Linked DNA regions of Homo sapiens: region 2 is linked to region 1. A link is an interaction called in ENCODE POLR2A ChIA-PET data of the cell type or tissue named here. Cell type or tissue: Caco-2. All regions are shown on one strand. Each heading gives the region's core, and the rest is flanking DNA. Links, peaks and the distances in the headings are about the cores only. Region 1 overlaps SNX8 (sorting nexin 8). Region 2 overlaps EIF3B (eukaryotic translation initiation factor 3 subunit B).

Region 1 (4,389 bases), core at 215-4,214:
GATGAAGAAATAAAAGCAATAGGCCAGGCACAGTGGCTCACGCCTGTAATCCCAGCACTTTGGGAGGCTGAGGTGGGCGGATCACAAGGTCAGGAGATCGAGACCAGCCTGGCCAACGTGGTGAAAACCTGTCTCTACTAAAAACACAAAAAATTAGCTGGGCATGGTGGTGTGCACCTGTAGTCCCTGCTACTCAGTAGGAGGCTGAGGCAGGAGAATCGCTTAAACCCGGGAGGCGGAGATTGCAGTGAACTGAGATTGCACCATTGCACTCCAGCCTGGGCAACAGAGTGAGACTCTGTCTCAAAAAAAAAAAAAAAAAAAAAAAGGAAATAAAAGCAGTGTTTATGAACACCTGATTTCCATTCTACTTCGGGGGCGGGGTCAGGACAAGGGATCGAATTCCTTCTCTCTGTTGCCCTATGACAAGGGCTTTCAAACTGTGGCCCCTGACCAGAAGCAGCATCTGGGAACTTGTTAGAAATGCAGATTCCAGGCTGGGTGTGGTGGCTCACGCCTGTCATCCCAGCACTATAGGAGGCTGAGGCGGGTGGATCACCTGAGGTCAGGAGTTCGAGACTAGCCTGGACAACATGGTGAAACCCCATCTCTACTAAAAATACAAAAATTAGCCGGGCGTGGTGGCGGGTGCCTGTAATCCCAGCAATTTGGGAAGCAGAGGCGGGTAGATCACTTGAGGTCAGGAGTTCAGGACAAGCCTGGTCAACATGGTGAAACCCCATGTCTCCTAAAAATGCAAAATTAGCCAGGTATGGTGGCACATGCCTGTAATCCCAGCTACTCGGGAGGTTGAGGCATGAGAATCGCTGGAACCCTGGACACTGAGGTTGCAGTGAGCCAAGATTGTGCCACTGCACTCTAGCTTGGGTGACAGAGTAAGACTCCGGCACCCCCTCCAAAAAAAGCAGATTCCCAGTCCCCACCCCAGCCCTCCTGTTGGAGAGACGCTGGGAGTGGGCCCAGCCCTCTGTGTTTGAAGGAGCCCACCAGGTGATTCTGATACGCACCCACTTTGGGGAATTTAGCCCTGGGACGCTGTGCCATCCTTGCTGGTCCTGATCTCCCCTCCGTTCTAGGGAACTGGCAGCTGGGGACAGCAGCCGTGTGTCGTGGAAGAGCAGGGAACTTGGAGTCCATGGGAATGCGCATTCAGGTCCTCCCTGCCACTAAACGGGACAGTAGGAACCACACTCGTGGTCTCCTTGGGAAGGCCCCTGCCCTGTCCTGGCTCTGAAAGCACCGGCCCTGAAGGCCTCTCCATCGGCACGGGGAACCCCAGGGAGTGCCTGGGCGGCGCGGACCTGGAGCTGGGGGTGTGTGTGAGTGCTCAGTGTAGCCCCACGCTGGGTCAGCAGGAAGTAGTGTGCGGGCCAGTCCGGGGCGGGCTTGGCCTCCAGGCAACAGCTGCAGCTGTGCTGCTTGGGACCCTCCAGTGTCTGTCCCGTGCCACCTGCGCCGAGGCTGGCAGGGCCTGTGACTTCTGCTGAGGTCAGCATTTGCGAAGGTGTGCTTCAATGAAGGGGGAGCGTCTTTGCATGGGGTTTGTCGGTAAATCCTGTTTGTTTGTTTCTTTTTTTTTTTTTGAGACGGAGTCTGGTTTTGTCGCCCAGGCTGGAGTGCAGTGGCGCGATCTCTGCTCACTGCAAGCTCCGCCTCCCGGGTTCACACCATTCTCCTGCCTCAGCCTCCCGAGTAGCTGGGACTACAGGCTTCCGCCACCACGCCCGGCTAATTTTTTGTATTTTTAGTAGAGACGGGGTTTCACCATGTTAGCCAGGATGGTCTCGATCTCCTGACCTCGTGATCCACCCGCCTCGGCCTGCCAAAGTGCTGGGATTACAGGCGTGAGCCACCATGCCTGGCCATGCCCAGCTAATTTTTGTGTGTTTAGTAGAGATGGAATTTCGCCACGTTGGCCAGGCAGGCCTCAAACTCCTGACCTTAGGTGATCCACCTGCCTCGGCCTCCCAAAGTGCTGGGAATTCAGGCGTGAGCCACTGCGCCCGGCCAATCCTTTTTTGTTTCTAAAGCTGCGGTCTCTGGGGTGGGAGGCCCGAGATGTCAGCTGTGAAAAGAATGTAGTGCTCACCTGCTCTGTGTTGTTACTGTCTGAAGTTCCTGGTGAAAGACACTGGGCGGGAGATGGGTGTGTGTGTTTGAAGTTTCGTTACCTTCTGATTTGTGGATAACTCGCTTGGAGATTCACAGACTTGTGAGGCTGAAAGGATCTTGAATGTTGCTTGTGGGTTGTTTCCCCTTTTTTTGTTGCAAAGAGGGGTCACAGTGGGCCGGCGGCTGACTTGGGCCTGACTTTGCCCCTCACCGCATGCCTGGTTTCTGTGACAGCTGCCCAGCCCCCTCTCACAGTTTATCTTTGCAAGTGCAGCATCCAAGTGTGACTCCCACACATTGTGTGGAAGGCACCAATTTGTGAGCCAGTCTGGGAGCTGACCGCCACCGAAAACTTGCTGAGAGGGGAATGCATTCTGAGTTTTAGTGGGTAGATCTGCAGAATCTTTTCGGATTGGAGCGTGGTAAATCTGGAAGGAAGTCAGGGACACTTATTGAATGTTTTCTATTTGCTAGTTATTTTCAGCTCTCCCACCTCACTGAATTCTGAGGCCCTTGGCCTGGGATCTGAGGGGCTGCTTCCCTCCCAGGGTCTCACAGATAGTGAGCGGCATTTCAGGGGCAAGACACTTCCAAGTCCAGGTTCCGGGTTGGGTCTGAAGCCCACAGTGAAGCAGTTTGGTGCCAGAAGGGTTGGAGTGGGGAGGGGCTGTCGTTCGAGGGGCCTGTGGGGGGTTGCTGTAGTATCAGGGCATAGATGGCGATGGCCAGGCCCAGGGGTGAGGGCATCCTTACACCCACCGCACGGATTTGAACAGTAAGCTCAGAGGCGGCTGCGTGCTAGGCCACAAAGCTAGGAAATGATGGAGGCTGGATTTCAGCCAGGATCTCTCTGAGCCAGATCCCATCCTGCGTCCACAGCCTTTCCAGCTGGGGGCCAAGCTGGCCTCCCTCATCTCATCTGTTTTCTCTCTGTGGGACTGGGTTAGTTTAGGGTGTATTGTCCAGGCTCTGTGTCTTATGGGCTGTGTGCACTGCTTCAAGGGGTGTCAGTTTGATAGAGTATTGAAGTTCCATTAGTGAGCATAACGTTTATTCCTGCAGAAAGCCGGGCTCCTCCTCCTGGTGTTTCTGCCCGTTCTGCAGTGTGTGGTCCGTCACCTGGCAGTGTACCCATTTGAAATGATGTTTTTTTTTTTTTCCTTTTTGTTTTTATAGACAGGGTCTTACTCTGTCACCCAGGCTGGAGTGCAGTGGCCCAATCTTGGCATACCGCAGCCGTGAACTCTTGGGCTCAAGCAATCCTCCTGCCTCAGCCTCCTGAGTAGCTGGGACTACAGGTTGCGCCAACATGCCCGTAATTTTATTTTTTGTAGAGATGGCATCTTATTATGTTGCCCAGGCTGGTCTTTAACTCCTGGGCTCAAGTGATCCTCTTGCCTCAGCCTCCCAAAGTGCTGGGATTGTAGGTGCTAGCCATAGTACCTGGTCTTTTTCTTTCTTTTTCTTAATTAAAATTTATTTTGCAAATATGGGCATCTGGCCGGGCGCGGTGTCTCATGCCTGTAATCCCAGCACTTTGGGAGGCTGAGGTGGGTGGATCATTTGAGGTCAGGAGTTTGAGACCAGTCTGGCCAACATGGTAAAACCCTGTTTCTACTAAAAATACAAAAATTAGCTGGGCATATTGGTGCACGCCTGTCATCCCACTTACTCTGGAGGCTGAGGCAGCAGAATTGCTTGAACCCGGGAGGTGGAGGTTGCAGTGAGCCAAGATTGTGCCATTGCACTCCAGCCTGGGCAACAGAGCGAGACTCTGTCTCTCAAAAAAAAAAAAAAAAGGGCATTCTAGTTTAGTAAATTGATATTTGAAAGCATAGCTTTCTAATGATTGGAACTTGTACATAGAAGTTATTGAGATGTTTGAGACAATCGAGAGTTAAAGAAGTGTCTTTGATTTAAAATGTGTTTTTTGAGCTCTTTCAGATTCTCATGCAATCAAAGTTCAAATTCTTCACCAACATGTGACCACTTGGTAATCATTACTGAGTTTACATTCTTTCTTGGAAGATTATCTTATCTTAATAATCAGGAAAATCATAAAAATTAATACATGCTTAATAGAGAACACTTATTTTAAACTTTTTTTTTTTTTTGAGACAGAGTCTCTGTTGCCCAGGCTGGAGTGCAGTGGCGTGATCTGGGCTCACCACAACCTCCGCTTCCTGAGTTTAAGTGATAATTTTCCTGCCTCAACCTCCTGAGTAGCTGGGATTACAGGTGTGCGCTAACATGTAA
Region 2 (4,389 bases), core at 100-4,099, 78 kb before region 1:
TCTGACAGACACCAGCACCGAGAAGCACCAAGCCACCCGCACACAGCCAGTCACTTGCACGTCAACGTCCACTTCCTTGTGGCCAAGTCTGAACTCACTTGTCAAAATCCGTAAAGAGGTTGACCCGGAATGTGTGCTGCTTGTCAAGCTTGTAGCCGTCGGCGTTCTTCACAGCATCCACAGCGTGGGCAGGGGACGCGTACTCCAGGAAAATATACCTGAGTGAGAGAGGGCCGTTGGCACATACCCACACTGTAAGGCTAGGCAGGTATGCGCTGTCCGCCCCACCCCTCTCCACGGACAAGCCCTCGGTGCCAGGAGTATCTGTGCTGCTCTTCCTGCCTCGAGCCTAAGGCAGTCACACGGGGGACAGATCCACAGCCAGGGAGCTCCTAAGTGACAGGGAAATCCTAACCAGAAGATCCGAAGTCTCTAGTTTCATTATCATAATTATAGAAAAGTTAATCAAAACGTCCATTATTTTGACTGTGGCGATGGTTTCGTGATATGTACACATCAAAATGTATTAAATTGTACGCTTTAAAACTATGCAGATTTACTGTATATCAATTATCTCAATAAAGCTGTTTAAAAAAAAATCTTGGCTGGGCGCAATGGTTCACACCTGTAATCCCAGCACTTTGGGAGGCCAAGGTGGGCAGATCACTTGAGGTCAGGAGTTCGAGACCAGCCCGGCCAACATGGTGAAACCCTGTCTCTGCTAAATATACAAAAATTAGCCGGGCATGGTGGCACATGCTTATAATCCCAGCTACTCAGGAGGCTAAGGCAGGAGAATTGCTTGAGCCTGGGAGGCGGAGGTTGCAGTGAGCCAAGATCGTGCCACTGCACTCCAGCCTGGGTGACAGAGCAAGACTCTGTCTCAATAAATAAATAAATAAATAAATAAGCAAGCAAGCAAGCCAGGCGTGGTAGTGTGCGCCTGTAATCCCGGCTACTTGGGAGGGTGGGGCAGGAGAATTGCTTGAACCCGGGAGGCGGAGGTTGCAGTGAGCTGAGATCACACCACTGCACTCCAGCCTGGGCAAGAGTGAGACTGTCTCAAACAAACAAACAAACAAAAAAAACTTAAAAGTAGTCTAATATTGTGTATTACAGGCAAGATTAGAAAGAAGCTCAGAGAGGCCGGGCGCGGTGGCTCAGGCCTGTAATCCCAGCACTTTGGGAGGCCGAGGCGGGTGGATCACAAGGTCAGGAGATCGAGACCATTCTGGCTAACATGGTGAAACCCCGTCTCTACTAAAAATACAAAAAATTAGCCGGGCGTGGTAGCGGGCGCCAGTAGTCCCAGCTACTAGGGAGGCTGAGGCGGGAGAATAGTGTGAACCTGGGAGGCGGAGCTTTCAGTGAGCCGAGATTGCGACACTGCACTCCAGCCTGGGCGACAGAGCGAGACTCCGACTCAAAAAAAAGAAAGAAAGAAAGAACCTCAGAGAATGTTTCATTATAACACGAGTAACTGAGGGTCAAGAGGCCATCCTTCAACTGACTGCCCAACACAGAAAATGCAGCAGCATTACCTGTATTTGATAATTCTAGAAACTAAAACTATTCTAGTTAGTTTTTACTTTATTTATTTATTTTAGAGACAGAGTCTTGCTCTGTCACCCAGACTGGAGTACAGCTACGTTATCATAGCTCACTGCAGCCTCCAACTCCTGGCCTCAGGCTTCAAGAGTGTTGGGAGTTTATGCATAAGCCACCATGCTGGCCTATTCTAGATAATTTTAAAAACTTTAAAACCTTAACTTAAAAAAACAAACTTTATCATCTTCTCATTCACTGCTCTGGATAGCTTCCAGCTGAGGGCGGCCTGAAGAAGTGAACGGCCCACGTGCCTGGGCAAGGCAGGAGCTGTGTTAGTAAGGATCTCCTGCAACACTCCCTCATCATGACGTGCCAGACACAGATGATACTTCTCCAACAGGAGAACACTCACCCTTTTGTCTTCCCATCCTCTTCAGGATAAAAATCATTTGTGATTTTCCCAAACTTGGAAAAGATCTTGTGGATGACATTTTTGAGTTTCTCAAGTCGGTCGGGTCCCACCTGAGGGACATTGTCCACTACAATCACCGAATCGATTCCATCTGCTTCCTGGGGCCGATCTTTGAGTACATCTCCCAGTAATTCTGAACAAGAGAGATTTTTCAAATGATCATTTTTACCAAGAAAAACATTAATACATTAACTGAGCACACTAAACAAGTCTTCAAGAAGAGACAATGAATTGTCTAAATGCTTTCACTGTGAGCAAAAGAAATCCTAACCCTAGCTTGTTTCAGATTTTAAACATGACAGCTGGGGGGACTGGAACTCTCCTCTCTCCCTTTGATGGAAATGTAAACAGTCAAGACAGGTCAATTAAGTTCTGGTAATAACCAAAGACTACAGGAGAATAACAGTGAAAAGCTTTTAACAATGCACAATGCAAATGAAGAAGACCATCTCAAGAATATCCACTATTAGATCTTCCAGAGATGCCTAGATTTTGAAAGGTTTGTTGCAACATCTAGGCAGGCAGAATCCCATCCCAATGTCAATGAAAACTGACTTTTTACAGAAGATTTTAGCAAACAAGTAAATATTTAAATGCTCAATATATTCACAGCACATTTGTGCTGTGAATACAAATTACCAGAAATTATTCAAGGAGGAACCCTCTCTCGAGTGAACTGGGATGAAAGTAGTAACTCTTCTCCCACCTCCTGTTCCCAGTGATTTTCATGTTTTCAGGCCGTGAACTGGATGGCCATTCACAGGGGATGGGGAAAAAACCCAAAGAGGAAGCGCGTCTGGGGTGAGCTTCCCCACCTCTCTCCGCTGCAGAGCCCACCACCACGCACCTTCGTTCAGAACAATCTTTACCCAATATTCCTTAGGTTAAAAAGCTCTAAGGATAAACAACTGAACTGCAGGAGACAGGGATGTGACAGTGTCTTTCCTACTCACGTAACACTCAACACAACGCCTGACACCGGACGTGGGTGTCGCATCAAGCAGTTCTCCAGGGGCCACCAGCTGGGTGTCCTCTAACTTAATCCAATTCAGACACTATCTACCAGGAATTAGCATCAGATCCCACAGGCTGAAGGCTCAGCCCCAAAGACTGGCCCCCATTTCAGATGGCAGTCGCAAGTAGTGGGCTGTCACCTCCGGTTCTGACCGACAGGCTACAAAGCAGGGCTCCCACTATCCCTCGCTTCTTGGGTTCCATTAATTTACTGCAGCAGCTTACAGAATTCAGAGAGCTAGGTTTGCCAGCTTATTATAACGGACGTTACAGAGGATATAGACGAAAAGGCAGATGGAGGAGAAGCGCAGAGCCTCCCTGTGCTCTCCAGGCCACCACCCTGCAGAAGCCTCCACCTGTTCCGCTGCATGGAGCCCCTGAACCTGGTCCTTTTGGGTTTCTATGAAGATCTCATTATAGAGGCGTGATTAATGACATCACTGAGCACCGGTGATCAACTCAACTTTCAGCCCTCTTCCTTCTGGGTGGCAGGGGGAGACCTAAAAGGTCCCACCCTCTAATCACGTGGTTGGTTCCCTGGCAAGGAGCCCCAGCCATCAATCAAGTCCTCGTCTACAAAAAGACACTTACCACTTTGGAAATTACAAGGGTTTAGACGCTGAGTGCCAAGAGCCAGGCAGAGCCCAAATACACATTTCTTAATTATATCACAAAGAGCCTTTTTGAAAAACACTATCAGGGCAGAGACCGGCACTTAAACTAGGAGACTGGAGAATATACAAGCTCCTGAAACAACTTTTTTTTTTCTTTGTAAAGAGACAGGGTCTTGTTATGCTGCCCAGGCTAGCCTGGAACTCCTGGGCTCTAGCAATCCTCCTGCCTCAGCCTCCCAAGTAGCAGGGACTACAGGTGGGAGCTGCCACCCCCACTGAGATTAAATAACAGTATTTTTTTCTTAGTGGTAGGTGAAGCTGTTCTTGATGTGATGAAATGCCTCGCAGGGCTGCTGGAAAGCATCACGTGTCAGAATTTAGAACACGGCCAGGCTCAGTGGCTCACGCCTGTAATCCCAGCATTTTGGGAGGCCGAGGCAGGCAGATTACCTGAGGCCAGGAGTTCAAGACCAGCCTGGCCAACATGGTGAAACCTGTCCCTAATAAAAATACGAGAAAAATGATCCAAGCATGGTGGTGGGTGCCTGTAATTCCAGCTACTGGAGAGGCTGGGGCAGGAGAATCGCTTGAACCCAGGAGATGGAGGTTGCAGTGAGCCAAGATCATGCCACTGCACTCCAGCCTGGGAGACAGAGTGAGACTCCATCTCAAATAATAATAATAATGATAATTCCAACATACTAAATATGCAGATGTCCGAAAATATTCTTTACTGTATTT

What was found. Peaks named below come from ENCODE experiments on the same cell type or tissue, not always from the same donor. Only the 100,000 strongest peaks of a DNase experiment are listed, where the experiment ranks them.
Region 2: POLR2A ChIA-PET joins it to region 1 with 8 read pairs; 6 of 35 experiments call an interaction of 5 or more read pairs at or near these places.

Annotation. Positions count from the first base shown.
Region 1 is chr7:2,280,336-2,284,724 of GRCh38, reverse strand. The region is part of intron 1 of SNX8 (sorting nexin 8); the gene reads left to right. Among named protein-coding and RNA genes, the nearest start is that of MIR6836, 25 kb to the right of the region's middle. In Caco-2, for the core only: no CTCF peak of the experiment used is centred there; a DNase peak (open chromatin) is centred at 2,059.
Region 2 is chr7:2,358,474-2,362,862 of GRCh38, reverse strand. EIF3B (eukaryotic translation initiation factor 3 subunit B) reads right to left here. Exons shown (of 19, transcript NM_001037283.2): 2 at 1,961-2,153; 3 at 99-218. Among named protein-coding and RNA genes, the nearest start is that of EIF3B, 5.8 kb to the right of the region's middle. In Caco-2, for the core only: no CTCF peak of the experiment used is centred there; no DNase peak of the experiment used is centred there.